Linked DNA regions of Homo sapiens: all the other regions are linked to region 5. A link is a loop called in an ENCODE intact Hi-C map of the cell type or tissue named here. Cell type or tissue: prostate gland. All regions are shown on one strand. Region 1 has its middle 11 kb from the start of LINC02997. Region 2 overlaps PIK3R1 (phosphoinositide-3-kinase regulatory subunit 1). Region 3 overlaps LOC105379013 (a long non-coding RNA gene). Region 4 has its middle 190 kb from the start of LINC02242. Region 5 has its middle 22 kb from the start of TILRLS. Region 6 has its middle 47 kb from the start of LINC02242. Region 7 overlaps LINC02242 (long intergenic non-protein coding RNA 2242).

Region 1 (4,000 bases), 560 kb before region 5:
AGTGAAAAATAAGCCCTTCCCAGACAAACCCAAAGCCCTTAGAGTGGAGGCAAATCCTCCTCTGGACACAGATACTAAAGGATTCTGAGTTGACAAGATGAATTCAGCTGTTTCTACATCTTAAATAGTGTGACACAGTGAAATGATCAGTAGATTAGAAGCCTCGTATTCTGTTCCCAGCTCTGCTTCCTTGGGTAAATCAGTGCATTTTTCTGGGTCCCAGCTTTCTTACCTGTAAAAATGGCCACATTCAAAGCAAGCCAGAGTGTTTTAGTTTCTAAGCTTCTCCGTAACTTAGTTACTCACTAACTGCTTTAAGTAAAGGAGGCACAAAGTAATGTTTTACATTTTCAGGAATGCATATCCCTGGCCAATGCCATATCCCTTTTTGGTGGTCTAAGTTGCTTGTTTGCATCTGAATGCCCTGGACAAGCCACACATGGATTTCTTTGTTTAAGAGAAGAAGCACATGATAGTCCTTTGTCTGCATAGAGGTGGATTCTAGCATAGAAGCCATGCCCCACATGGGGCCTTTGTGGTGCTCTGTTGTCTACCATGGGTCCTCTGATGCGTGACTGCCTAATAGGACCATTAGCAGCCTGAACCACCTGATTTTTCAGTGTTTGTGCCTTCTGGTTTCAAGGCTGCCACTTCTCTTGACAAGTGGTGTCTGTAAATACGCAGACCTCTGTGGCCGCCTGGATTTATGAAGTAATGCTTTGACTAACCCATCCACTTAATGGTCCCTGGCTCCTGGTGGCTCCTCACACCTGTCCCAGATCCTGGGAGACTGCCTCCATTCTCAACGCACTTGGTTAGCTCAGGCCCAACACCTTGGCCTTTGTCTATGACTCACTATCTCCCACTGTCAAGATAACATGCAGATAGGATTATACAGAATGGTTCTTGACTGGCCTGAAAGAGGCTGTTCACTCAGTTGGAGGCTGAGAAGAGTTATCAATGTTAATTACTAAAGCTGCATTCATTTCTTGCTATTTGGTGTGTTCTAAAAACCCTACTAGGATAAAGGAATGGAAAGGATTTGAACTTGTTCTGCCTTTCTGATTAAAAACGGGCTTAAGAAATTTGCTCTAGTTTAGACCTATGCTTAAGGTCTAGTGCCACCACCTTTATTATAGGAGGCAACTTGAGCTAAGCAAAATGAATCGGAGCTGCATATTGTAGGCAAGGACTATTACTTGTGTTATTTTTGGCTGCCAACAAAATACCAGGAAAATTACAAAGTAATAGTTACCGCTGTGAAAGAGAATAAGAAATAAAATTAACTTTTTATGCCTAAGGAAAAGCTTTCCATTCCCGTTATTTTTACAGGGCAGTACAGGAGCCGTCTGTGGGTCTTGGCACCAGATATCACATAAACAATCATTTGCACACACTAGGAATCCAAATATATTCTGTTCCTGGGGTCTGCATCTATTACCTTGACAGGAACAGAGAAAGAGTTTTAATCAGATTTATTTTATATGTAGAAATTGCCTCTTTTGTCAGCAGGAAAGAAATCTAGTCAAATGGATAATCTTATAAAAAGTAACATAAGCATGTCTAGAACCAAATCACACCCTATAAGACTCAGCCTTTCTTTCTTTTCTCCCACTTGCCCCAAATTTACCACACAAACTTGGAAATGAGCTGCCTTCTCATTGCTTAAAGCACTGACGGGATCCCACAGAAGAGGAGAAAAGTTGTTGTCCAATTAAGCTCCACGTGTGCATTCAACTCTTGTTGAAAAATTTAAAGAAGAAAAGGCTTCAGGCGGTAGTACAACATTTAACATGTCCTCATAGCCTTTCCTACTTTACTTCAGGGTCAAAATCTGTAGAGTCCAGACGGCATTGATGGAGCATCCTGGAGTTTATAGAAGGTTGTCTGTCTGGAGCTGGGAAAAGTCCACAGACTAGGAAAAGGATATATATTATTATAAGGAATTGGCTTCCATGATTCTAAAGGCTGAGAAGTCTCAAGGTCTGTGGTCAGCAAGCTGGAGACCCACCCAGGAGAGCCAACGGTGCAGTTCCAGTCTGAGTCTGAAGGCCTGCAAAACAGAAGAGCCAATGGTTTCAGTCTGAGTCCAAGTCCGAAGGCAGGAGAAAACCTATTTCCCAGCTCAGAAACACCATCATAGACACACCAAGAAAAATCTTTAATCAAATACCTGGGAACCCTCTAGTCCAATCAATGTAACATAAAAAAATTATCCATCACATGGAAACAGTAAAGAAATGTAAGACATGATTTATAAATTCATTGATTCAGTTCAATTTAGGACCAGATGAATTCACAGATGAGAAAACATACTCAGATTGGTGTGGCTCACTTTGACTACAATTTATTTCTGGAGAGCCTATCACTGACCTGGCCAGTATTTGAGGCAGCCAAAGGAGTTTGCTTTATTCGGTCCCTACACAATGAGAAGATTAGACTGTAAGCTCCTCTGGGAGTAATGACACATCCTGTACTTTAGTTCTGGCTATGAAGACACTGTAGAAAAACCTAAATCTCCTTATTTTTAGCTCTGAGCTATCTTTGTTATGTTTTGTCTAGTGGCCAGTGTGGTGTTCTGTTTTGGAAAGGAGCAGGAAGGTAAGGGGTCAAGAACAAAATGCAAATATCTTTGAATGGTGTTTGTGATGAGCAGCCCAGGTTACTTCTAGGTGAATTGTGGTGGCCATTTTCATTGAGTAGGTGACAAGTGTCTGAACCCCGTGGCGAAAAACAGAGAATTTTGTAACCAAAAATTTGGATTCAATTCTGGCTCTGCCGTTTCCTACTAGCGAGACTTTTAGCATGTTCCTTAACCTCTCTGAGTCAAATTTTATTCATCTGTTAAACCAGGATAATAATACTTGTTTGTCATCTTGTCTTACGCAGTATTTGAGAAGGTCAAAAAAAGATAATGAAAGGGATTTGTAAATATAATGTAGAATGTGAAATAAATACATCCATTCCGCAAACATTACTTGACACTAGGATGAATGAAGCCGACTTCAGCTCTCAAAAATTTAATAATCTAATCTAATAACCATCTGTGTGTGTGCTTGTTTATGAGGGGAAGCATACTCACTGAGGTCTGGGGACCAAGGGTAACTGGTAAATGATGCCTAGAGAAGCAACTTTAAAAGCAAGGGCAATAGAAATAGCCAGTCTCATAGGTTAAATTCCTTTCAGATTTGGTGCCCAGAAAACAAGTACAGGAGTGAGTGGAGGGTTGGAAGAGTTTCTATCAGAAGCAAAGTAAATACCTATGATACGGTTTGGCTGTGTCCCCACCCAAATCTCAACTTGAATTGTATCTATCTGCCAGAATTCTCACATGTTGTGAGAGGGACTGAGGGGGAGGTAATTGAATCATGGGGGCCAGTCTTTCCCGTGTTATTCTTGTGATAGTGAATAAATGTCACAAGATCTCCTGCGATTATCGGGTTTCAGCTTTTGCATCCTTCTCATTTTCTCTTGCTGCCACCATGTAAGAAGTACCTTTTGCCTCCCGCCTGATTCTGAGGCCTCCCCAACCATGTGGAACTGTAAGTCCAATTAAACTTCTTTTTCTTTTCAGTCTCGGGTATGTCTTTATCAGCAGTGTGAAAATGGTCTAATACAACCTATTCTGGTCATCTCTGTATAACTAACTCAGAACTTTGAGAGTTCAGATCCTGTGCTTGTGGTCTACTTTCTAAATGTCAGTCTTTCTTCTTTCATTATCACTTTCTAGGAAGTCCAATTAGAAAAACTGAAATTGAGATTAGAAAATCACTTTGACTTCAAAGGGGTATTGGATGGCCTATGGTTTTTATTCATCTAATGATTCTTAGTTCAAGTATGAATATACAGATATATTTTAAATTGTCCCATCGCCTTTTAACATTAATACACAAATGTGTCTATTGGTTCTAGACTCCCACCTGTTTCACAGTGAGAAGACCAGTCTTACAGATCCCTCTTTAACTATTTCTAGGAATCTATGAGCATACACACATATGTG
Region 2 (4,000 bases), 1.0 Mb before region 5:
CCAGCCATGGATCATTCATTCCTTTGGGGGTTTTATTTTTTATTTGTTGGAAGAGTAGATGATCCCTCTGGTCCTTTTCAAATCTAAAATCCCATGATTCGAAACTCTTTTCAGTAAACTTCCAATTTTCCATACTAATTGATGAAGAGAGAGAACAAGAGAAGGGGCTTGACCATACAAAACAATGAAACATCTCAACAGTTTATATGTAAGTTAAGGATGCAGAATCATTCTTTTCTTGGGAATAAGTCTCTCCTGGTTTATCTTTGTATTTGGCAACTGCCAGAGAACAGGGAGTTCACAGAGCAATCCTGAGAAGTTTGCTCCAACACTGACTGGTCAACTGATTTATACAACATTCGAGTGTGCAGACTCACATTTACTTGCTGCATTTATGACCAAAGGGCAAACATTTAAAAATCACTCAAGATTCTGGAAAGGTTATAAAATACAAAAAAAAAAAAAAAAAGGGGGTCCACGGGAAAATAAAAAACATGACATTTATTAGCTCTTTTCTTGGAGTGGATATACATGGGTTTATAGTTCATTGTTTTCAGTCATCCTATGACTAAATAAGCTTTCCACCTGCTTAGTCAAGTGCTGAGAGAATATGACTACACCAAAGGATGTATGAAGCATGCATTTAATTTATCATAAAGAACTGTAATAAGGCAAATGTGCGCAGCTGGAACTAACTTGTACCAGATTTCGCCAATCCCCAAGCTCATAGTAGATACTTGCTAACACCTCCAGAAGTTCCGGCTGTTTTTAATTAATAGCTCATGTTGGGGGCATCTTGCCTGACTTACTAGAATGTCATTTTATTTAAAATAGGGTTCTGAACCTTAAAAAAAAATAGATCCCTTTATTTTTAAGTCAAGTAAATGATCCAAATAGAAATTTAAGTTTGGCTCTTTTAAAGGCAGCAATATTTCACATTGAATGTGCTCCCGAGGCCAGAGGAAATGTTCTTTCCTTTCCTAAAATTTCTAGCCAAGTACTCACAAACCCAGTTTCTTCCCAAGAATATTTGTTTTTTTATTTCTCAGAGCCTAGTTTTAAAAGGCTGGAACCTTTCACAAGTCAGAATAATTCCATTTGCTAGCTGGCTCTTTCTCCAAGTCCAGCTTGAATCCTATGGGACACATAAATCCTTGTCTGAAATGTAGGATAAGTGTCATGAAACATGCTAGGAAATTGGTAAACCACAGCTCAAAGCATAAATACAAAGATATAAGCGAAATCTACTCTAAAGTAAAACTATGACAAGCAGAAATACCACAATGCATTAATTCTTTAGCTAAGGTAACAAAAATATTCAAGGAAAAAGTATGTGTGTTATGACAAATCTGGGGAGAAAATAAAAATGCAACGTAGATAAAAATTAGTATTGCTAGGAGAAGAGACAAGGTAAATAAATGCACACTTGCCCTGAATTACCTAAGCCAGACATAAAGTCAATTTTTCCTGTCAAGTACTGTGTCAGGTGCCATCTGGGAAAAAAAACTGGGAGCATCTGAGAAAGGTGGAATCTGAGGGAGAAAAGGCAGAAAAGGGCATATTTTACAGCTACCATGCCGTATAGCCAATTGCCACTGGATGGCAGCGGGGTTTTACTTAGCAAAGTTGCTAAGAGCATTAGGATTGGTCATTCAATATCTGCCCTACATGTTCGGCCCCAGTAACTCAAGGTTTCAGGGAAATACAAAGTAGCTCCTTCCCACCCCCAAAATTGGGGATCTGTCCTAGAAATTGCAAATCTTTGTTCTGATTATCAGTAAATCCCTTGAAAATTACTAATTTACTATCAGAGTAAATTAAATTGGGAACTAAAATTAGAACTTCTAATAACTTCTACAATTTTGAAATTCAGAAAGCAAGCACACATGTAATCACATTTGCACGCACACATCCCTACAGTTTACTATTGCAATATTATCATCTTGAGCCCAGTACAACAAATTGGAACCACATTTTATTCTACTTTTTCTTGTTAACTTGATGGCTTCACCACACTTTTAAATGCTACACACTCCCTTCCCTCTCCCTTGGCATCTGATCCCCCCACTTTTTTTTTTTTGTAAATTCAGTAATCTCACCAGCAACAAGCTTTGCTTTCAAATAAGCATATCTGCCAACTTAAACAGCATCTCCTAAGGCAGCGGAGTAATGAAAGACACATGTAGGTACTTGCCTGTCATCAGATGCAAGCTCACGTCTGCCTGAAATTGGGCCTGTAATTCTGCTGATCCTCGGGTTCAGGACAGCATGGCCGAGAGTGGTCTACAATGCGGCCCTTAGTCTAAACAGCAGATGAAGGATGCAAGGGGCCAACCTTTTTCATCCCTGCTGGGCTCTTGACCAGTTGTTGCTCTTTAGTTCAAGGGGGAGATGTGAGGGATTGCTCAAACACTTGGCAGACAGAAAGGTCTTAAGACAGCAAGTAGTGAATTCTACCTCATTCCTGCTGATGAACTTGAGGCAGTGCTTTCCAAGCCCAAACTCATGATCCAACCAGAACATCTCCAAGAACAGTCACTCCTGCACACAGCCAAGGCTCCACCACCCCCAACCGGGTGAGGGCCCTACACAACTCCTGATCTGAGCCCCTCCTCAGATGAGACAGAGTTTGCTCCTTTCCCTCTCATAATGCAGTCAACTGTGTGATTTCCTTTGGGGAAATACAAACATTTTGTTTAAAAACTTGCAAAGTCTGAAGAATGGAAAAGTGTGAAAAGGCTGAAAAACTTGAAAGAAAGGAGTTGTAGTTCTGTCCATAAAAAAAGCTTCCTACTTTTTTGCAGCTGGGGCTACCATCAGAAATCAGTGGCTGATTCATCCAGGCCTACAGGAATCCCCTCTTTCCACCCCGCCCCCACCACCTACAGACTGACTTGAGCACCCTTTTATGCCCTTCCTGTAAGTGTTAGTGAACGGCTTACAAACGTTCAGTGCCCTTAGTTCTGCCAAACAAGTAAAAACTTCAAGGGTTGTGAGGGCTCACGAAGACATACTCATTATAAAAATTATTATTTTTTTAAAAAAGGAACCTAACAGGGTCCACTGAAAAACCAACTCATCAACACAGTTTATATCTTCCATCTTCTGAACTGGCAGCCTAAAAGTCATCTCAAGCACAGGGCTACCAGAGATGTGCTGCAAAGTGTTTTTTTTAAGAGGTTTCCACCAGACATTATTAAATTACTATTTTAAAATTAAATCTAGGATCCAGGAATTTTACCTTCCATAATAACAAGGGTGAGAGTAACTAATATAACCACTGTATCCTCCACCTTGAAGAATCTCTTCAGATAGTTGAAGTAGGATCCTTATCAGAAAGCGGTGGCAGTAACCCATTGTGTGCTGACTGGTTTTTATCCTATCTGGAAATCAATCATTTCCCTCCCTTTCCTTCTCCCTTGGGGAATTACAAAACAGACACGGAGCACCAGATTAACTTTCCTTTGTTCACAAAACGAAAACATACACACTCTCTTAAAATTATCTTCTGAAGGATATGAATTAGGCTTCCTCTTGAGCTCAGTACTGCTGGTAAGCAGGTTCTGAAGTCTCATAACTAATCTAAAGAACTCCAAGAGCACCAATTCAAGCTCCTCAAGTAGTGCTGGTTTTAGGAACTTAGGGCTGAGGACACATAGGCCTGCTAACAAAGCAAGGGCTCTCCTCGCAGGGCTGAATGCTAATAATAGGAAGTCTCCAACTTACATGTGGATTGTGTTTCCAAAGCTCATTTGTAAGCTGGCTGTGCGAAATCCAGAACACATTTTCCCCAAAAAAGCTTTATAAATGGTGGTTAGGTCCTGAGATTAGATCCCCAAAGTCTATTTCACTCAAGTGATTTTGCATGACTACATTGGCAATGACTGCAAACGGGCATGTTTTGGTGACATAAAGGGTAATATAAACTTCAGTAAACAAACATGGAAAACTAACTCACTTATCATAGCTTCTATTATATGTCTAAGTCTATCAAGGCCAA
Region 3 (4,000 bases), 1.2 Mb before region 5:
CGTGCTGTTCTCGTGATAGTGAATAAGTCTTATGAGATCTGATGGTTTTAAAAAGAGGGGTTCCACTGAACAAGCTCTCTCTCTTTGCCTGCTCCATCCATGTAAGCCATGACTTGCTCCTCCTTGCCTTCCACCATGATTGTGAGGCTTCTCCACCCACATGGAACTGTGAGTTGAATTAAACCTCTTTCTTTTGGAAATTACCCAGTCTCTGTTATGTCTTTATCAGCAGTGTGAAAACGAACTAATACATACTCTTTACACAATAGTCAGCCTGATCTTAGTAAAATATAAATCTCAGAGCTCTTCATTGCTCCCCCTTGCCCACATAATTAAGCCCAAAGTTGTTCACATGGCCTATAAGCTCTGAATGAGCTGCTGCATGCCTTCCTTTCCAGCTTTATCTCATTCCATTTTTCCCCTAATCCCCTTTATCCCAGCCATGCTAGAAACTACTCCTAAACCTCAGCACCTTGGCAAATGCTGGTTTCACTGCCTGAAACAGTCTTCTCCTTCCTCTCTTCTTAACCAGTTCTAATCTCAATGCCATTTCTCTGGAAAAGGCTGCTGTAATATACCAGACAAGGCCCCTTTATTTCCTGAGCCACCTCTCACACCTGGACACCTTATACTCTATCCTTTGCCTTTTCAGCATTTGTCTTTGTCATCACCTAATTAAGCATTTAATGTTAATGATTAACTGAAGGTCAGATTCCCTCCCTAGACTATAAGCTCCATGAGGACAGGGACCATGGCTGTTTGGTTCACCACTATAGCTTATCATAGGGCCTGACACAAGTTTTGACTGATTATCCTTTGTTCTGGGCTGGAGGGACAGGCAGAGGGGAAACTTAAAGAAAAATAGAGATGTTTTCCAGGCTTTTGAGCAGGTTTACAGATTTCATTTTAGACGAAAATCTTTACATTTCAGCAGTTGACCATCTGTCATACCATTAAGGCAGTATCTCTTGCAGGTGAAGATACAGCAAAAAGTTGGGCAATTTTAAAAAAAAAATCTGGTTTATGTAAAGAACAAAATCTGAAAGAGAAAAAAACAAAAGAAAGCTTCCCTGTTTTTTTCAACAAGGAGTTTCATGAAAAAAATAATAAAAGGAGGGAAGAAACCATGCTAGATTAAAGAGCTTTAAGGGACATAATACTAGATGCAATGCAGGGCCCTAGGTTTGAGTTCGGTTTGGACAAACCAACTGGAAAGGACATTTTTGGGGACGAGCAGGAGGAATTTGAATACAGACTGGGTTTTAGATAAGATGAAAATTTATTGGCAAGGAAAGATGGAGATCATTAACTAAAAAAAGCAGGTTACAAACAGCATGTACAACATGATCTCATTTTGGTAAAAATATGTATATGTATATTTATACACGCATAGAAAAAGCTTTAAGGATATACACACAGGTGTTAACAGTGGTAATCTATGGGTGGTAGGAATATGGTGCTATCGTTTTCTTATTTTTCTTTATCTGAATTTATAACTTTCGACAAGGCACAAATGCTGCTTTTGTAATAATAAAAATTAAAACATGAATTCATTTTAGAAAATTTTAAAGCAGGCTTAAGCAGACCCAGATTTTCACTGAAAGCTGTCCAGGACATTTTTTCTACGTCCTCCACCTTAGAAATGAATAATGTGTCCCAACTTCTGAGTAGGTCTCCGCATGAAGGATTAAAAATTTTTGCAGTCCTTGAACTAAAAGTGAATCAATCAGATATTGAGCATGCATACATTTTCCACTAGCAATGTCAGTAAAGGACCTTCACATCAGTAGCAGGAAAGGTTGCAAGAAAGTAACCCTCACAGGAGGTGCTCACATCATTACCAGGCAACTTCTACACAGCCATTTCCCACTCTAGTGGAAAAATCCACAGTTCATCAACTGTTAAGGATAGTAAGTACATAGAAAATTTAGAAAATGCGGAGTTCCAATGTTATCTGAGAAGTGAAGGAAAGAGAGTTTTGAAGAAAACCATAAAAGACTAGAAAGGTCACCACTGGACACTATTAAGCTGAATATCAGGGATTTGTAACCAAGCCCCAGCCTTATCCCAAAGGAACTGGAAAAGTTCCCAGCCATGGTGGTCCTTATATTCTTTATCTGTAAAATTAGGTCTAGATGAAGTCTAACATTTTTATTTGCTTCACAGCATGGTTCATTACATAACAAAATATTATGTTGCACACTAAGTCACAACATTAAATATAATAAGAGAATTTTGCAAATATCCTCTTCCTGGATTCTTACACGGTGGAGGAAGTTGCCTGTAGAGGGCACTAGTCAGTTAATAACATCTGAATCAGTTTGACTTAAAAGCAAGAAAGGACCTTAGGGGTCACATAGTGGATCCCTCTCTTACAGAGAAGAAACTGAGCCCTAGTGAGATTAGGCGACTTGCTCAGAATCACACAGTTGGCATTTTCACAGAGCTGAGATGGAAAAAAGAACTCTGGTTCATGTTAAAAAACAAAAACCAAACCCAAAAACCTTACAAAGGCCTAGAAATTGAATTGCATTTAGTTGTTCTTTTAATGAATCACCCACCGTGAAAAATAATAAAAAGATTACCACCACCATAAAAAAGGAGACCATCCTAGGAAGCCTACTCTTCAGGACACTAGGAGACAATTAATTCCAGTGTCACTCCCAGCCACAGGGTTATTCAGTGAAATTCCCTTGGCCCATAACCATTTTGTTGATAACCTTTGCTGTCTAAACATCCCTTTGCCAAATTTACACGGCACTCAGATTGCACTGGGGGACAGGATGGTATATAAGAGAGGGGACGGACTTGTTTTTCTTCCTCTCAGCCCCATCAACAGCAGTTAAGTGTCAACCAATGGATTGGATCTACTTCATTCACTGGTTAAAATTAGGCAAACAACTGGACTGGCAATGAGGCTCCCTGAGGCTGGTGTCTGGTTATTTCAGTCACCTTACAATCAGATTAGATCTATCCACCTTGCAAGATTGCCCCTTCCTTGCCAACATACTAGAAACCAGTTTATCTGTTCAAATACTGCATATGGACCCAGACTCTGTAAAACCATGACTAGGATGTTTGATGTGTTATCTTAGGGTTTTTCTGTTTGTTGCTGTTTTGAGAAATAGACATGTAGGTGGTAACATGCTGCAGTAGAACCATCGACTTTGGAGCCCACTAGACAAGGCTTAAATTCTGCCTCCACTTGTGTGTCAGCTGGGTCTCCTCACTGTATTGCTTGACTCTGAGTATCAGATTTCTCATCACGGTATTTACCTTACAGACTGAGGATTAAAGGAGAAAGTTCATATGAAGTGCCTAGATCAGCACCTGGCACTGTACAAATGAGTCTCCCACTTGAAGAATATGGCTGGCTTTCAGAATTAGGAGAGAGTAAGCAGTAGAATTCCACCATGTAATGAATTCAAGGTCATGGCTATTGAAGGAAGGTATTGTCTTTAAAACGTCCCATGAAAAATAGCTTAGATAAACATTCTAGTAGATAAGCTTCAGAAAAGTAATTTTTAACCTACTCCAAACTAATGCCATGGTGTTCTCATTGTTCCTCTACTTTTATAAACAGTGGCATTACTAAATTACAGCCTAAATTCCCCCATGCATTTTAGTGGTGATCCAAGAGCATGCTCAGTTAAAAACATGGGTGGAAGGATTTAGGAGAGTTAGCCACCTCTCCCTACACAATATTTCTAGGGTGCAGAGACAACACTTCTGCTTCCTTTTAAACCCAGTATTTGCTTAGTTTTCAGAAAGAATGAGGCAGTCCCCAAAGGCATGTTGGTCTAAGCATAGAAGCACCATAGTGATGGCATGTTTTCCTAGTTTTACACAGTTGATTTATACCCACTGAGTGCATAGTATGTCTAGGGCACTGGTCATGTATTATTTCATTCAAACTCTACCACAACTTGATGAAGGAGTCACTATTATCAACTTCCATATATTGATGGAGAGGCTGAGGTTTGGAGAAAGTATGTTGCTC
Region 4 (4,000 bases), 210 kb before region 5:
GATTTGCCATTCTTTTTAACCAACAGCTTTTCCACTAAGACATTGTTAATGGGACCAACTTTGCTTTATACAACACCTTCCCTGAGAATATTGGGCAGAATCCTGGTGAGCTACTCTCTGCAGTGCAGTACAGCACAGTGTAGAGAGGCATCCACAATGGTAAATAGAGTCTCATCTGCCAAAACTTCATCTTGCAAACAGCAACTCCTAGGATTTTTCCTAGTCTATTTATATGTTACTGAGCAATCAATGAGCTCACTAACCCATGTGCATAGAAGGCACTACTATGGCATCAGCTTTGAGAAAAGAAAAGCTTTACTGCAAGTCAACAGGCAAGAAGACAGGAGGAAAAGCTGAAATCTATTTCCCCAAGCTTAGGGTTGGGACAGGTTTTATAGTCAGAGGGTAATGAAGTGTGCTCTGATTGGATCTTGTGATGTTGTGATGCCAGGAGACCTGCTCGGACTGGATCCTTCGATGAAGTGATGCCAGAGCTCAATCTGATTAGACCTTGGATCCTACATATAGTGTCTGCTTCTTAATTAAATCGCCATTCCTTAGTGTGAGCACTTAGGTTCCACCAGTGCTAATGTTATATGACCTTCAACCTGGGAGGCCATGGCAACTGAAAAACAACTCACAATTTTGTTACATAAAAGTTGAACCAGATTGGTCTGATGTGTTTACACACATGTAACAGCTTTCTTAGGTTTTTAACTATAAGAAACATAATGAACCTGCATGGTCTCAGGTAAATCCAAACCCTACCAACAAAAAGTTAATCTAGTTAATCGTCAGGATAAAGGGACTTGAACTTTTACCTCTTAAGAATTTGTAGCAGCATTCATAATATCAATTCATGACAAAGGTTTTTATTGAAACCTTTCTTGAGGGCAATTGCTAGTAAACCTACTCTAAGTTCTTTCACTCTATTGCCCTAAGAAAATAATTATCAATATATGTAATATTTATTTATGTCACTGTGAATAGTAAAAATATTGGAAACACTCTAAATAGCTATCTAATAGATTGACTCAATAAATAATTTTGTGTATATAATATATATCTATTAAATATGAAGCATAAGAGTATTTACTGACAGAATTGTGTTCATGAACACTATGTAAAATAGAGATTATAAAAGAGTAATTGCTACATGATCCATGTTTAAAAATAAAATATATGGAGAGAAGCATAAGACATAACATATTAATACTATTTACTGTGGGTAATGGAATTATGAATGTTTTCTAATTTATTTAGGATTCCTAATTTTTTTGTACTTATATATATTTCTCCAATTAACATATGCAATGAAAGAAGTTAATTTTTTAATCTGAATTGTTAGAATTATAAATATATATTTCATAATCCAACTTTTGATATAGTAATCCATACTCTGATATTTAAAATTGTATTAATGTGTTTTACTTCTATGTCTTATCTCTCATTAAGATTCCTAGTAGAGATGAGAAAAGTAGGGCAGGGAATCTCTAATGTGGTCCCTATATTATCTGCAAAACATTATGTACAAAAAATGTATTTATTTAGTGTAAATATTTATCTGATATGTTTGTGTATGAGAAAGTGGGCAAAAAACACAGTATGTGATGTGAGAAAGACAGCAAAAAACACAGTTCATTCAACCTTACTACAAGTGTAAAATAAGGCAGCAAGAAAGAATAAGGGGCTATTTTTTGTTTTTGTTAATATCTGGGATGATATATAAAGAGGGAATTTGGATTATAAAATACAGAATCTATTCCAAGGGTACCTCTTCCTATTGGAATTTGGGAATGGTTTAACTGGGTGGTTCTGGTACAGGATCTCTCACGAAGTCACATTTAAATTGTCAGATGTGACTGCAGCATCTAAAGATTTGGCCGACACTGGAGGCTCTCTTTCACTGTGGCTTACTCACATGACTGGCAAATTAGCGCTGGTTTTTGGTAGGAGGTTTCAGTTCCTTCCCATGTGGGCCTCTCCAAAGGTTGCTTGAGTGTCCTCAAAACATGGCTTCTTCTCTGCACACTCCTACATCCCCAGAGAACCAGCAGAATCCATCCTTTTGTGACCTAGGCTTTGAAGTCAAATGCATCATTCCTGCCACACTCTATTCATTAGATTCAAATCATTTTGTTCATCACACATTGAAGGCGGGGAATTTGGCCCTACCTTTTGAAGGGAAGTAAGTGAAAGAATTTTGAACAAATTTTAAAACCACCAAAAGGACTCTTCCTCACCAAGTCTGATCTGGTGACTGCTACTTCTAAATACATAATCCTCCAATAGCAGAGGCTAAAAGCAAAGCCCTGATGTAACACTATTCCCTAGGAAGACCAGCCAGCCACATCATGAAGGATTGATTTCATCGTACCCCTTCCAAAAAGGGTGTATGTATTCTGAATATGGATATTCCCTGCCAACCTACAATGCTTCTGTCATCCCAACCAACTGTGGGGTTGGGATGTTGTGTTCACTTTTATGATATTTCACACACAAAAAAATGCTTTTAACCAAGTAATATTTCACAGCAAAAGAAGTGCAATGATGTTCACTTTGGCATAGAACAATGTAATGGCTTCCTGAGACTTAGTTCCCCTAAAACTAGGAAATACAGTTTGAGAATCAAGGAATGGAAGTAGGAGTGTCTCCCTTTACTACTAAATCTAATAATAGCACGCAGATATTTACTTTTCATTCCTACAGTGTTGAGTTCTGTTGGCTTAGGGGTTCTAGTTCCCAAGGGAGAGATGATTATTTCAGGTGAATTGACAATGATTCCATTAAGATGGAAGTTGAGACTGCCACCTGGCCATTGTGGATTTGAAGCCATACCCCGAAGAGTTAAAGAAACCAGTGACTGATAGAAACTCTTGACCTCACAGGATGACAGATAAGAAAAGATATAACTTGTTGAAATGCTGAAACTCTCTCCTAGTGAGATTAAAATGCTGGCTGAATCCGTTAAAACCAATATGGCTGACTGGAGTCTGCACAGAATGAACTTGCTGGTGTCAGGGACCAAATTTCCACAGCATGTTTCAAACTAACTCCCACTGAAATTGCACATGTGACCCATGAAGAAAAATGAAGAGATAACTCTGCATGCCTGAGGACTTTCCTTGCGTCAATCACCTACTAATCTCAGAATTCATTCCCCAAACTGTTTCTAATAAGAATACAGCCTTAAAGCCAGCACAGGGAGACAGATTTGAGATACACTCCTGTCTCCTTATTGGTCAACCTGCAATAAAAATAATTTGTTTACTCAAAAACCCAGTGTCATAGTATTGGCTTCTAGCACATTGAGCAGTGAGCCCCTTTTCTCAGTAATAGATTCTTCTGCCATGGAACAAATAGTAAAAATGAAAGAATTACTATACTAGCTGGTATGAATATGAGCTCAAGGATCACCTTTTCCCATACCCCTTTTCTTCTCATATCTGCTCTTACCATCAATGCACCCAGAGACTGCATGACTTCCTTCTTTGAACTTCTTCTGTATCTTAGATTCACATCACGACACTTACATACTTTGCTGAGTTTACTTCTGACACATCTGACTTTTAAGGACTTCTAAGGTCTGATTTTTTTCCTCAGCAGCTGACATGGAACAGGTACTTAAGTATGGTGGCTGAAGGACTGAACAGTTAAATGAAAGATTGGCTTATGAGAAAGATGATGGGATAATATCTGCTTCAGCCTCCAACAAAACAATTTAAGAAATAGAATTGGCCCACATATGTGTCGATGGCCTACAAAAGAAAACAGCAGATTTTATTCATTTCAACATGACTACATCTTTCATTGTGCATGAGACAGAAAAACTTTCTTACCCACTCATTTTACAAAATTAGAAAATTAAGGTCCAGAAAAACAAAATCATTTACTTAAGATCACATAGCAGTGTGGCAAAATGAGGGCTAGACTCACATTGTATCAGCTTCAGGCTAATACTCCTCATAATATTGTTGTTTCACAAAATTTATATCAAATG
Region 5 (4,000 bases):
TCCTTTGTGACACTTCTCTCTGAGACGTATAATGATTTCTTTTCTTTTCAGATATTGTATCACCTTCAATTCTGATAACCATAGAACACAGGGGATCTTTTATCATTTTTAAAAAATCATAAAGGATCTGAATCTTTTAAGTATAATCTTTTAAGTGACGAATTGTTTCAAATAAATCACTTAAATCCCTGATGTATTATAGGACTTGACATCAAAATTAAGTACTCAAAATATGCAAGCACAGTATTAGAAATGTCGCATGTATTAGAAATAGCCCACCTGCTCTAACATAAGCTAGGGTGGATGGCGAAGCCCACTCCCCCACCACACACACCACTGCCCCCTATACACAATCTTTCCCCCATATAACTTCCCAGGTGGATACAGAAGCGTCTCTGCAAAATTTGGCTAAAAACCGCTATCTAAATACAATTCAATTAGAAACAAGAAATAAAGAGTTCATCAGATACTTCAAAACAATATAAAGTTGTCGGTTTTATATTGCTGTAGGCTCAGATCCTGCCAACATGTTGAATGTCTAGTATATACCAGGCACTCTCCTTGGAGTCACATATTCCCATTAACATATATTCTTCCAGGCAGGGACCAGCTGATTTCTATATAATGCATTGCATTTCCAGCTGGGTCAATGCCTCTGTAGTGTGAATTATGTGGGAGCTATCACAGCTACAACTTTCATGAGCAACTTGTATTTTCTTCCCCAGGTATAGAAAAACCCAGCAGTCTTCCCAGGCTTCCTGCTTTGTGGATGATGGAATATGTTATAGTATGCTGAGATAGAATTGATAAAAATTACATAAGAAAAGTAGAATGAATATATATATGTATGTCTCTTTCCACTTTCTTTCAAAGCTATCCACAGTATTTTATCTAAATACAAACTGCAAAACAACGTAGGCCTTTTCCCTTTCATTTTATTGCATTTTTTCTCCCTGGAATAATTTCTGAGCTTAACTCCTGATTCTGTCATATAGTGTGGCTTTGTGACAACTGACAACTTATTTAACTTCCTGGAGCCTCGCCTTAAGAATGGAGTTATCAGCATCATCTGATTCAGAGAGTTGCTCTGGGGCTGAAATAAGGGAGAATCAATGTAAAATTCAGGGCGTTAATGCTTTTTTGTGTTAGATCACTTTCTACTCCTGGCCTTTCTTCAAGTGTAAGATTATCTGGACCATTATATCAACACCCTATCTTTGATGTACAAACATGTGAATTATCAGCTTTTCATCTCTCTGTCAGTAAATGGATACCCTATGCACATACAGAATGCACAAACATGAAAATGTCTACTTTAAATAACAATGGTACCAGCAGCACGGAGTCACATAATAGACAACATGTTTTAAAGTAAAGAATCCTCTTCCACGGAGTATTAATTTACCAGCTTTCTACATGCCAAGTTCCCAAAGCAGTCAAGAACATCTCAGACCTGCAGGCTTCATGTTTCCCCTAATGGGGTACTAATTGTTTTCACATAAATGCCCCCACTGTGCAAGCTCTCTATGTAGAATGAAAGTGGGTTGTGGAATGGTAAAAGTAAACCATCTTTCTGATGTCTACAATGTCATGCTTCAGAAGATTCTAGAAAAGGTCTAGCTGGAATTAAATATATTTATATTCAAAAGCTTTAGTATTTAACTTACAAGAATATCAATTGTGAGCCACCTTTCTAAAAAGTATCACCACTTCCCATAATATTTACTTCTTCCTAAAACAATTATGTTCTAAACACACACACACATACACACACACACGCACACTCTGTCTCTCTTTGATAAAAAGTATTTTCTCTGTGAAGGACTCTAATTTTGCATTTTCCTTATTTGCAACCCTGTTTAGGATTTTAAAATGAGGTGTTTTAATAGCGCCACCTGGTGGTAATGATCTACTTCAAGTACCCAACATAACTTCTCTTTCCTCACCTTTTCTCCTGTTTTGTGAGCTGTTTCTTTCATTTGTATTCATGAATCATTCCTTTGCATTAGTGTTGCTGAAGAAAGTAATGATTTTATCAAAACAAAGTAGGCTATTACAAAAAAACTAACAGAAGTGTTAATGTGAGCAGAACAGTAGAACCTGCACACTTAAGGGTATGCCACTCATCAGGGGAAAGAAATGTAACTAAAAATCAACAAAAGGCTGTGAAGAAACAAAAAGGGGAGAGGCAGTAACTCCAAAATGGGCTTTAGACAGAAAACTCACCTGATGTAGGGCATGTTGGCCAACATTTTCCTTTTATATATCTGCCACATTTTCTGCCTTGTGGCCAGTCTGAAAAAACTAAGCAGCCCAGTACAGCAGGCAAATGCTTCTCAGTCACAAACAATGGAATATTGAAGCCATTGATATTCCTCTCACAGCGGCAGGAACCATAGCAGGTGCTAAAGGAATTGGTTGTTTATGAAGAAATAATCAAATATTCCCTCCCTCCTTCCTTCCTTCCTTCCTTCCTTCCTTCCTTCCTTCCTTCCTCATTTCTGCCGCTTCTCACACAGCTACCAGCATCCCTCTCCCCAGGCATCAGAGTGCTACTTGGGGAAAATAATAATAATGTAGGATTTTTTTTCCCTAAATCACTTCAACTCCAAGGACCCATTAGCAACTTATGCCCCTTTACAGATCTCGCCAGTTGATCATCAAGAAAGGCAACTTTAGAGATGATGCAATCAGGGCAAAAAAAAAAAAAAAAGAACAAGTAACTGCAGATATCTTTTTAATTTTTTTTTTTTGTATGTACCTTTTTGAGAATTAGGTCATTAAATTCATTGAAAATTCCATTCTTCATCCAGCCTTTGAAAGTTCTCATCTTGTTCAACTTTGAAACAGATCATAAGGTGGATTCACATGGTGAAAAATGGGAGGGACAGAATGAAGACTTGACAACAATGAAGAGATAATGTCTACCTGGAGGCTAACCAATGGCACCCAGGCTGCTGAAAGAAATTCCTTCAGCAGGGGCCCAGGGAAGAAGCCTAATTTAAAGGTCAGAATCAGACACACAGACACACACGTACACACACACATGTACACACATTAATCTACACAATCACCAGAGCAATCATCTAGCCCATTTGCATCAGCATAAGGTTTCACCTAAACTCTCTGCACTGACCTTTTATGGAAGATGTTTGCTTTCTAGGGCCTGAGACCTGGGACCAGCTCCCAGAGACGAGGGTACAGGGGAAAGGACCTGAAAGTCAAGTTTTATGGAAGATGAAATGGAGAGAAAAAAAATATTTGTTTATTGGTGATTTTAGTTAACGGGAACAATAGCTTTGCATTGACAGACAATAAGTGAGGGGAAAATAGTGGTGGGGTGGCGGTGTGAGGAAGCCGACATGGATAGAGCAGCCAAAGGAAGCTCTGAATAGGCTCTGGAAAAAACTACAACCCAACAAACTATTCCATGACTGTAAGGCGCTGGAAGCCTGCCAAAGTCAGACATACATTCTCACTGACCTTTTTAGACCTGATTGACTCCCAATCAGACTATGAAGACTGTGACCGAGGAGTGAATTCCTGTTCCTTCCTGGTGATCCTGCATTACTTTCCAGTAAGTTCTCTCATGGTCCAATTGTTCTTTTATCTGCACAGGAAGGGAATGTGTGATTCCTTTTGGAAACTGGAGTACTGTGGGAGCCAGGCCCACTCTCCTGGCTGCTGGAGATCTGAGCATACCCAGGTCTGGAAAGAAGCCAAGTCATGGGGACTGTGATGCAACAGCTCACCTTACCACCAGGCTAGATGGTAGCTTTGACTTTCTAAGACCCAATAGCCTGTTAGTGACCATCAAACAGAAATTGTCATAACTTCAATGGTATAAAACTGGGTTCAGGAAACTACAGATTGTGGGCCAAGTCAGACCTATACCTATGTTTGTAAATAAACCTTTATTGGAACACAGCCACACTCGTTTATTTAAGTATCCTCTACCACTGCTTTCGCACAACAAGGGCAGAGTTGAGCAACTGCAACA
Region 6 (4,000 bases), 450 kb before region 5:
GCACATGCTCTTGTATATTTACCAGAAGCAATTGAAGCAGTGAAGGAAGAAGTGATAGAAGTCACTGAAAACTTCACTATATAAAAAGTCTTTTTTATATCTTGAACTAGGAAAGGCTGGACTAAAGTTCTGCCAACAGCGAGGCTCACTCCATTAGTTATAACTCTTCTTCCTACTGCTTGGCAAATCAAGATATAAGAGTCCTTCTGGGGGAGCCACTTTTAACTCCTCTGGGGGAGTTGAAAAGCAAATATCATGTTAATCTTAAAAATCAGTTTCTCTATTTCATTATTTTTGAACCTACAATTCAATATATGTTCATTGAATTACAGAGTCTATTATTTATTTGAAGCTTGTTATGGGTTAAATTGTGTCCTTCCAAAATTCTTATGTTGAAATCCTAATCCCAAGTATCCCATAATGGGACCAAGTACCTCAGAATGGGAAATAGAGTCATTGCAGATGTAATTAATTAAGAGATGTAATTAATTAAGATACTGGAGTAAGATGGGTCCCTAATCCAGTATGACTGGTGTCCTTCTGAAAAAGCAAAATGTGGACATAGATACACACACAGAGAAATGTCATATGAAGAGAGAGGGCAGAGATGTAAAAGCCGAGGAACATTAAATATTGCCAGCAAACTGCCAGGAGAGAGGTTTGGAACAGATTTTCCTGCACAGCCCTCAGCAGGAACCAATCCCACTGACATCTTGATTTTGGGTTTCCAGTCTCCAGAACTGTGACACAATAAGTCTCTGTTGTTTAAGCCACCCAGTTTGTGGTTCTTATACTAGCCCTAGCAAACTAATACAAAGCCTGAGCAGACACAAATTATATTAGCCACAATAATTTAGCAATATTTTCAGTTTTGCATTAATGAAAGTACAGCCCAATTTGTCCACCCTTTGGAATTTTGCCAGCATAAACCCTCATCCCATCAAAATCATCACAAATTAGGAAGAGAAAACAAAGGGTGGGGGCAAAAGGGGTGTAAACACATGCTCATTTTTCTGAAGAGGCCGAAGGAGTGCTTCTTCATGTAGGCATATTTCCAAAGAGGCTGAAGAAAAAAATATGTATTCAAAAAGAACATTTACTCCTGTTGTTAAGTCAATGCCTCACAACATCACTACAGTATCAGACACGAAAATTAGGCCAGAATTATGCAGTTGAGTCTAATGCTGTCTGTTCAGGCTTCAGTGATAGACAAAAAGAAATAGTTGCATTTTGTATGGTAATTGGCTGGAGATGTGCAGTACGCATTTACAAACCATGTCAGGACATTTTTGCATATCAGAAAACAATCTAACACATTTCATGAGACACTTGTGCAGTCCATGAATTTTAATTATCTATGAAGCCTTGGACAAAGAGTACAATACGAAACACTTCAATAATAGCAATAATAAATAATCTTTATCTTGCCATTGTTGGTGTCAATCACAAAATTTCATCTTTATTAATATTACATCATTATTTTATGAGAATAATTACTACTTTGTAGTATGAGTAAAATATGTGCTTATGGAAATATGAGACAAGGGCTGTATATTTCTTCTATTCAGCTGACACAGTGGAATCCAATAAAATAGAGAATGGAATGAGACTGAGTATGAAAGAGAAACACCAATTTCTTGTTTGTTCTTTTCAAAGTTGTACAAAACCCAAAGGACAAACCAGCTCAAACAACAATCTCTCCAAACTTGATCTGGTAGTTTGCCTTCAAGGAACATGTACTGAATGAGACACTAGGTTCCACACAGCTGGCCAAGGACTTTGGAAATCATTGCTCCTATTTTTAACCCCACATTCTTGAGCTGCCCACCCCCACCCTACCCAATCACACAGCTCAAGATTCCTTCTGAGCAATTCGGACTGGACAGAGCAGCACGTGGTATCCACGCAGCCAGACCCTAGCCAGCCTCACTTCCAAAACCTGTCAGTTAAAACTAATTTAGGGGTGAATCACGGGACCTCTGCTCACCACCCAATCTGTTTAGGAACATTGCTCTGTCCTTTTAACAGCCAGAGCTGCAGGCAACATGTACTCTGTTATGAGAGGGTAAGGAGTGTTCAGCTCACTTAGAATCTGATTGGCAGAGCAGCCTTAATACTTTATAATAGTTCTTAGAAATGTTTACGGAACGCAGTGTTTTGCACTGCAGTATAAAGCACACTATGTGCAGCCATACCCTAACCAGTTGTAGATCTGCTTGGGCAGAGGAATCTGTTTTCCCAAGAAGGGCAGTCTCTCTCTTTACTCCAAGAACTATAGAAGAGGCATTGAATTTAAATTGAAACAAGAGAGACTTAAATCAGATTTAAAGAGTTTAGGCCACTAAACTATAAATTTTTTGAAAATTTTTTATTTATTTTAATTTAAACTCTGAGATACACGGGCAGAACGTACAGGTTTGTTACATAGGTATACATATGCCCTGGTGGTTTGCTGCACCTATGAACCCATCATCTAGGTTTTAAGCCCCACCTGGATTAGGTATTTGTCCTAATGCTCTCCCTCCCCTAGCCCCCCAACCCCCGACAGGACCCAGTGTGTGATGTTCCCCTCCCTGTGACCATGTGTTCTCACTGTTCATCTTCCACTTATGAGTGAGAACATGCAGTGTTTGGATTTCAGAGTCTCTTTGTGGAGTTTTAAACAGTGACAAAGAGATGTATCTTTCACCCATTTTGGAATACCTAAATTAGTGCATTTGAGAAGACAAAGAAAAAATATAAGACTAAATGGTAGTGTTTTGTAGTTTTATGACTCTATGTTCTTTTCTGTTGTTATGAAATTGCTGTTGCTCTTTGGAGGAAGAAATCAGTTTTTCTAACTCTTGATGAATAAATGCTTCACATCTCACCCACGCGCACTCTTCCTTTAGGTGGTTTTGCTGTTAATTCGCTTTAACTACCTCTTTCTTCTCTGTGTTTGGTCTTCTAAAACTGGTTCTGCATAATAAATCCTAATAGTCCTGTTGTGGATGAAGAACTAAATTTAAAAATGTAACTTCTCACCAAGATGTCCCTGAAAGTTAACAAGGAAACCTCTGCTCCTCCCAAAGTCAAGATAAAGCAAAGTCTTTGAAGGCCAAAAAGGCAGTGCAGAAAAGTATCCACAACCATACTCAAAAGATCCTCACACTACTCCACTTCTGGTGGCCCAAGACTCTGCAGCTTTTAAGGCAGCAAAATGTCCTTAGAAAAGTACCACCAGGAGAAGCAAGCTTGATCACTCTGCCATCATGTTCCACTTGAATCAGACAAGAATAGGGAAGACAATACATATGTGTTCATTTTAGATGTCAAAACCAACATGCACCAGTTCCAAAGGCTGTGAAGAAGCTTCATGACACTAACATGGCCAAGATCAACACACTGATCAGGCCTGATGAACAAAAAAAGGCTTGACTATGATGCTTTGGATGTTGCCAACAAAATTGGGATCATCGAAAGAACACTCAGATGGCTAATTTTAAATACAAAAATTTCAGATTTCTTTGTGATTCTGTGATTAGTTCAGCTTGACAAGAAGAAGAGAGAAAGGAAAATGGCATTTCTGTCCTCATGTTTCTCCTCTTTGTGCATCTAGATGATGAATGGTGGGTGAATGGGGGCAAAAGGTCTTGGTCAATAAAAGAAAATCTGAAAATCTTCCTGAGGCCATCTGTGTCTAGGTTTTAAATTCTTCGCTCGGTGGAAGAGATTTGATGATGAGAATTCAGAGATACAATCCTTTTCTTATCCTACCTATGTCAATAGCTCTTGATTCAAATGCTATTATTAAATTATTTTTTCATTCATTCAGCAAAGATTCATTGAGCACATATTATGTGCTAGCTTTCACTCTAGCTCCAGGGTTACAGCTCTGAAACACTTGACAAATGTTTCTACCTTCATAGACTTCACTTGTACTAAGAAGAGATGGACATTAGACAAGTAAATAAGTGGATTCAGTAGAATGTCAGATGGCTGAAAATGTTATGGAGAAAAA
Region 7 (4,000 bases), 400 kb before region 5:
TGTAAGGGGCCCACCCTTGTGACTTCATCTAACCCTAATTACCTCCTAAAGGCTCTACACCCAAATACAATCACACTGTGGTTAAGGCTTCAATATAAGAATTTTGGGAGGACTCAGACTTCATTCCATCATATCATTTTACAGATGAGAAACCGTAACTCAGGGAAGTTTAATGATTTTTCCAAAGTCAGAGGTCCTGGAGGAGTCAGAGCTCAAGTCTAGTTCTTACCATAAGCCCATGATTCTCTCTTTTAAGGGCCACTGCCTCTTCTCGTGTTACAGCACATAAATAACTACTGCCCCAGGGCTGAATAAATGGGCCCATTTGCATAAGCAGGACTCCATTTGCATAAGCAGTACAAAAAAGGCAGGACTCCTCAGAAACATACAAAGCCTTTCACAATGTCAACATGAAGGTAAATTTCTACTTTCATTTTTAGGGTTTTTAAATTGCTTTTTTAAATTAGACATGGTTTTTAAAGTTTTCTCTGTACTAGCGACTCTATCTTCACCTGTTACTCTCTTCCTTTAAGTTGAAGGAATGAAGGCTCTGTGAGAAAGAATAGCACAAGTCGGCCACATACCAAGTAAAATGAAACAGAATTTGAACTCAGACCAGGCTATCTCTTTTGTACCCACAGGAAAGCCCAGTTCTTAGTATGGCCATTGAGAAACTATTCTGTGCTCTTACATTTGATCTGCCTGCTCCAGACCACATGGGTCAGAATAGCATCCTCTTCTCCCATAGAAGTGGAAAACATATGAACATGGAAAACTTACAGCCTCAGTCACTCATTCTTCTCTCCTAAGTTAAAAATAGTAATTCATATAACATATATATATACACATATATATACACACACACACATATATATATACGTGTGTGTGTGTGTGTGTGTGTGTGTGTGTAAGTTTTTTAAGTCCTTAAAGGCCATATGTTTTTCCTGGATTTGATGAGTCCTTTAATCCCCAAATATTTCTGTAATTTGTCATTAAGCTTCAGAACTCCTAGAATGCTCATATGAAGTCAATCCAAATTCCAAACATAATGAGATTTATCTACTTCTAATCTCTGTATCTATTTTTAACTGAAATATCTTATTTATTTTCAAGACAGAACACATTGCCATAATATACCACTGCAGCTCATTCAAAATCCTCGTAGATCAGGGTATAGGACAGAATAGGAGGATACACGTTAACCAGAAACTGCCTTGTCTTTTATTTCTTAAGTTGATCTACAGAACAAAAGAAGAACTGCATGGTTTAGACATTATATAGATGAATTCAAACTCAAAGCTGTGTTTAAATTTGTACGCCTGTCAGTGCAGGATTATGCTTCATAATTTGTAGTGCCTTTCTCTGTTCTGCCCCACCCCAGGCCAAAGCAAAACAAGTCAGAACAAACCAAAAAAGAAAAAAAAATTTACTTTATTTGATGAAAATAATAAACGTGGAGCATTCTTTAAATTCACATGATAACCATTTTTTTCCTGGCACCCACCATATATAAAAAATTTGCATGTATTAATATCTAGTGTGACATACAGTGAGAAGCTTCAGAGGAGTCCCTTTAGAAGGCCTGGCACTAGTAATGCCGGTAATACCATCACCCTTTGTCATTTTTTTCCTGGAAATGGACTTGTCTCTTAAGGTTGACTGGGGAAGAGAAGAAATGCTGGACAGACACCACTCAAGTGCCCACCATAGTTTTAGCATCTACAATATAAAGGATTTAGACTGAGAATGCTAAGGACCATTTAAGCTCTAATATTCTGTGATGATCTGATTTTCGCCCTATGTAATACACCATTTTGCTAAATCCGATCATGTTCTTTTTCCTTTGCAGAAACCGAAACTACTTTACATGGAGTAGGCTATGTAATATGATTTCCCTGTTAGCAAAATAAAACGATTCATTTTTGCGGTTTAAAATCAATTCACAGCAAATCAGTGCTAGAAAAAGGATTCAGTTATTTTCTTCTTTGGCCTCTAATTCTGGACTCACGAGCCACAGATTACATCACACAGACTGTTAGTTGTCCATCTTATTTCTAACTGGCTTCAGAAATTGTCTGGGTCTGCGCTAGAGCACTGAAGAAAAAAATATAGGCACATCACATTTTCAGGAATCCAGAGGTGCTGTGAAATAAATATTTTCCAACTTTAAAATGTACTAAGGCACCTTGTTATTTAAAGTATTGATACAGCAAATGATCCTTTTCTTTAGGAGATAATCACTCTGCTGGCTTTTTAATTTGGCAAGTCTAAATTTTCCTCAGTTGGATTTAAAGCAGATTATGCTTGTGAGTAAATAGAGAGTGTTAAGCTCAGGAGAGTGATAAAATTCCTGGTGAACTGTCCATGGCTTGCTTTTGGTCCCCACAGTAGCAATGCTGTAGGAATTTCTCATCAGCATTAAGTTTAGAAGTTAAGACTCCTGGATATGACATTACTCATCTTAAGAATACCTATTTATTGCACATTTATTTGTCTGAGGCTACTTTCAGAGGGTTATTATTGTGGTACTTAAGCAAGATTTACAGAAACTTTTTAAAATTTAATCTTTAATTAACAAATGACAGCTGTATATATTTATGGGAAACAATGTGATATTATGATACATGTATACATTGTGTAATGATTAAATTAGGCTAAATAGCATCACCATTACCTCACATACTTATTACTTTGTGGTGAGAACATTTAAAATCTACTCTTTTAGCAATTTTGAACTATACATTATTATTAACTAAGGTCAGCATACTGTGCAATAGATCACTAGAATTTATTCTTTCTAACTGAACTTTGTACCCTTTGACAATCATATCTCCTTTCCTGTCCATCCTCTAACCCCCATCTTCCAGTAATCACAATTCTACTCCCCACTTCTATGAGTTCGACTTTTTTTTTTTTTTTTTTTTTTTTTTGAGGCTGAGTCTCGCACTGTTGCCCAGGCTGGAGTGCAGTGGTGTGATCTTGGCTCACTGCAACCTCCGCCTCCCGGGTTCAAGTGATTCTCCTGCCTCAGCCTTCCGAGTAGCTGGGATTATAGGTGCCTGCCACCACGCCCAGCTGATTTTTGCATTTTTAGTAGAGATGGGGTTTCACCATGCTGGCCAGGCTGGTCTCAAACTCCTGACCTCAAGTGATCCACCCACCTCGGCCTCCCAAAGTGCTGGGATTACAGGCGTGAGCCACCACACCTGGCTGAGTTTGACTTTTATAGATTCCTAATACAAGTGAATTCATGTGATATTTGCTTTTCTGTGCCTGGCTTATTTCACTTAGCATAGTATCCTCTAGATTCATCTGTATTGTCACAAGTGACAGGATTTCCTTCTTTTTAAAGACTGAGTAGTATTCCATTGTATATTCACACCACATTTTCTTTATCCATTCATCTTGATGGGCATGTCAGTTGTTTCAATACCTTGGCTATTGTGAATAGTGCTGCAATAAACATGAGAATGCAGGTATCCCTTTGACATATTAATTTCATTTCTTCTGCATATATGTCTAGAAGTGGGATTGCTGGATCATACAATAATTCTATTGTCAGTTTTTTGAGAAACCTTCATATTGTTTTCTAAGATGGCTGTATCAATTTACATTCTGACCAACAGTCTAGAAAGGTTCTCTTTCTCCACATCCTCACCAACACTTGTTTTCTTTCACCGTTTAAGTCTGAGAATATTTATTCTTTTTTAAAAATGTTTTTAATTTCAATAGCTTTAGGGGTACAAGTGGATTTTAGTTACATGAATGAATCGTATAGTGGTGAAGTCTGGGATTTTAGTGCACCTGTCACCCCAAATACTGTGCGTTGTACCCAATAAGTAGTTTTTCATCCCTCACCCCTTCTGAGTCTCTGATGTTCATTATACCACTCTGTATGCTTTTGCATACCCACAGCTTAGCTTCCACTTATGAGTGAGAATATGCAGTATTTGGTTTTGATTCCCGAGATATTTCACTTAGAATAATGGTCTCTGGCTTC

What was found. Hi-C counts contacts between places; a loop is a spot of excess contacts. Peaks named below come from ENCODE experiments on the same cell type or tissue, not always from the same donor. Only the 100,000 strongest peaks of a DNase experiment are listed, where the experiment ranks them.
Region 1: a loop joins it to region 5, with 2.9 times the contacts of the local background. A loop is called at or near these places in 12 of 110 quality-filtered maps.
Region 2: it touches region 5 in a loop (8-fold over the local background); 91 of 110 quality-filtered maps call a loop at or near these places.
Region 3: a loop joins it to region 5, with 3 times the contacts of the local background. A loop is called at or near these places in 32 of 110 quality-filtered maps.
Region 4: a loop joins it to region 5, with 3 times the contacts of the local background. A loop is called at or near these places in 4 of 110 quality-filtered maps.
Region 6: a loop joins it to region 5, with 4 times the contacts of the local background. A loop is called at or near these places in 5 of 110 quality-filtered maps.
Region 7: a loop joins it to region 5, with 5 times the contacts of the local background. A loop is called at or near these places in 10 of 110 quality-filtered maps.

The regions. Positions count from the first base shown.
Region 1 is chr5:67,802,699-67,806,698 of GRCh38, reverse strand. No RefSeq gene overlaps it. Among named protein-coding and RNA genes, the nearest start is that of LINC02997, 11 kb to the right of the region's middle. In prostate gland, no CTCF peak of the experiment used is centred here; no DNase peak of the experiment used is centred here.
Region 2 is chr5:68,250,453-68,254,452 of GRCh38, reverse strand. The region is part of intron 2 of PIK3R1 (phosphoinositide-3-kinase regulatory subunit 1); the gene reads right to left. Among named protein-coding and RNA genes, the nearest start is that of PIK3R1, 37 kb to the right of the region's middle. RefSeq lists an enhancer at 3,697-4,000. In prostate gland, a CTCF peak has its summit at 1,592 (motif pointing right); DNase peaks (open chromatin) are centred at 1,612 and 2,343; H3K27ac peaks cover 3,774 bases.
Region 3 is chr5:68,458,636-68,462,635 of GRCh38, reverse strand. The region is part of intron 3 of LOC105379013 (a long non-coding RNA gene); the gene reads left to right. Among named protein-coding and RNA genes, the nearest start is that of PIK3R1, 240 kb to the right of the region's middle. In prostate gland, a CTCF peak has its summit at 2,271 (motif pointing right); a DNase peak (open chromatin) is centred at 2,315.
Region 4 is chr5:67,455,665-67,459,664 of GRCh38, reverse strand. No RefSeq gene overlaps it. Among named protein-coding and RNA genes, the nearest start is that of LINC02242, 190 kb to the left of the region's middle. In prostate gland, no CTCF peak of the experiment used is centred here; no DNase peak of the experiment used is centred here.
Region 5 is chr5:67,244,146-67,248,145 of GRCh38, reverse strand. No RefSeq gene overlaps it. Among named protein-coding and RNA genes, the nearest start is that of TILRLS, 22 kb to the left of the region's middle. In prostate gland, a CTCF peak has its summit at 1,906 (motif pointing left); DNase peaks (open chromatin) are centred at 1,895 and 3,705; H3K27ac peaks cover 878 bases.
Region 6 is chr5:67,692,229-67,696,228 of GRCh38, reverse strand. No RefSeq gene overlaps it. Among named protein-coding and RNA genes, the nearest start is that of LINC02242, 47 kb to the right of the region's middle. In prostate gland, no CTCF peak of the experiment used is centred here; a DNase peak (open chromatin) is centred at 1,868; H3K27ac peaks cover 3,040 bases.
Region 7 is chr5:67,640,719-67,644,718 of GRCh38, reverse strand. All of the region lies in intron 1 of LINC02242 (long intergenic non-protein coding RNA 2242), which reads left to right. Among named protein-coding and RNA genes, the nearest start is that of LINC02242, 4.1 kb to the left of the region's middle. In prostate gland, no CTCF peak of the experiment used is centred here; no DNase peak of the experiment used is centred here.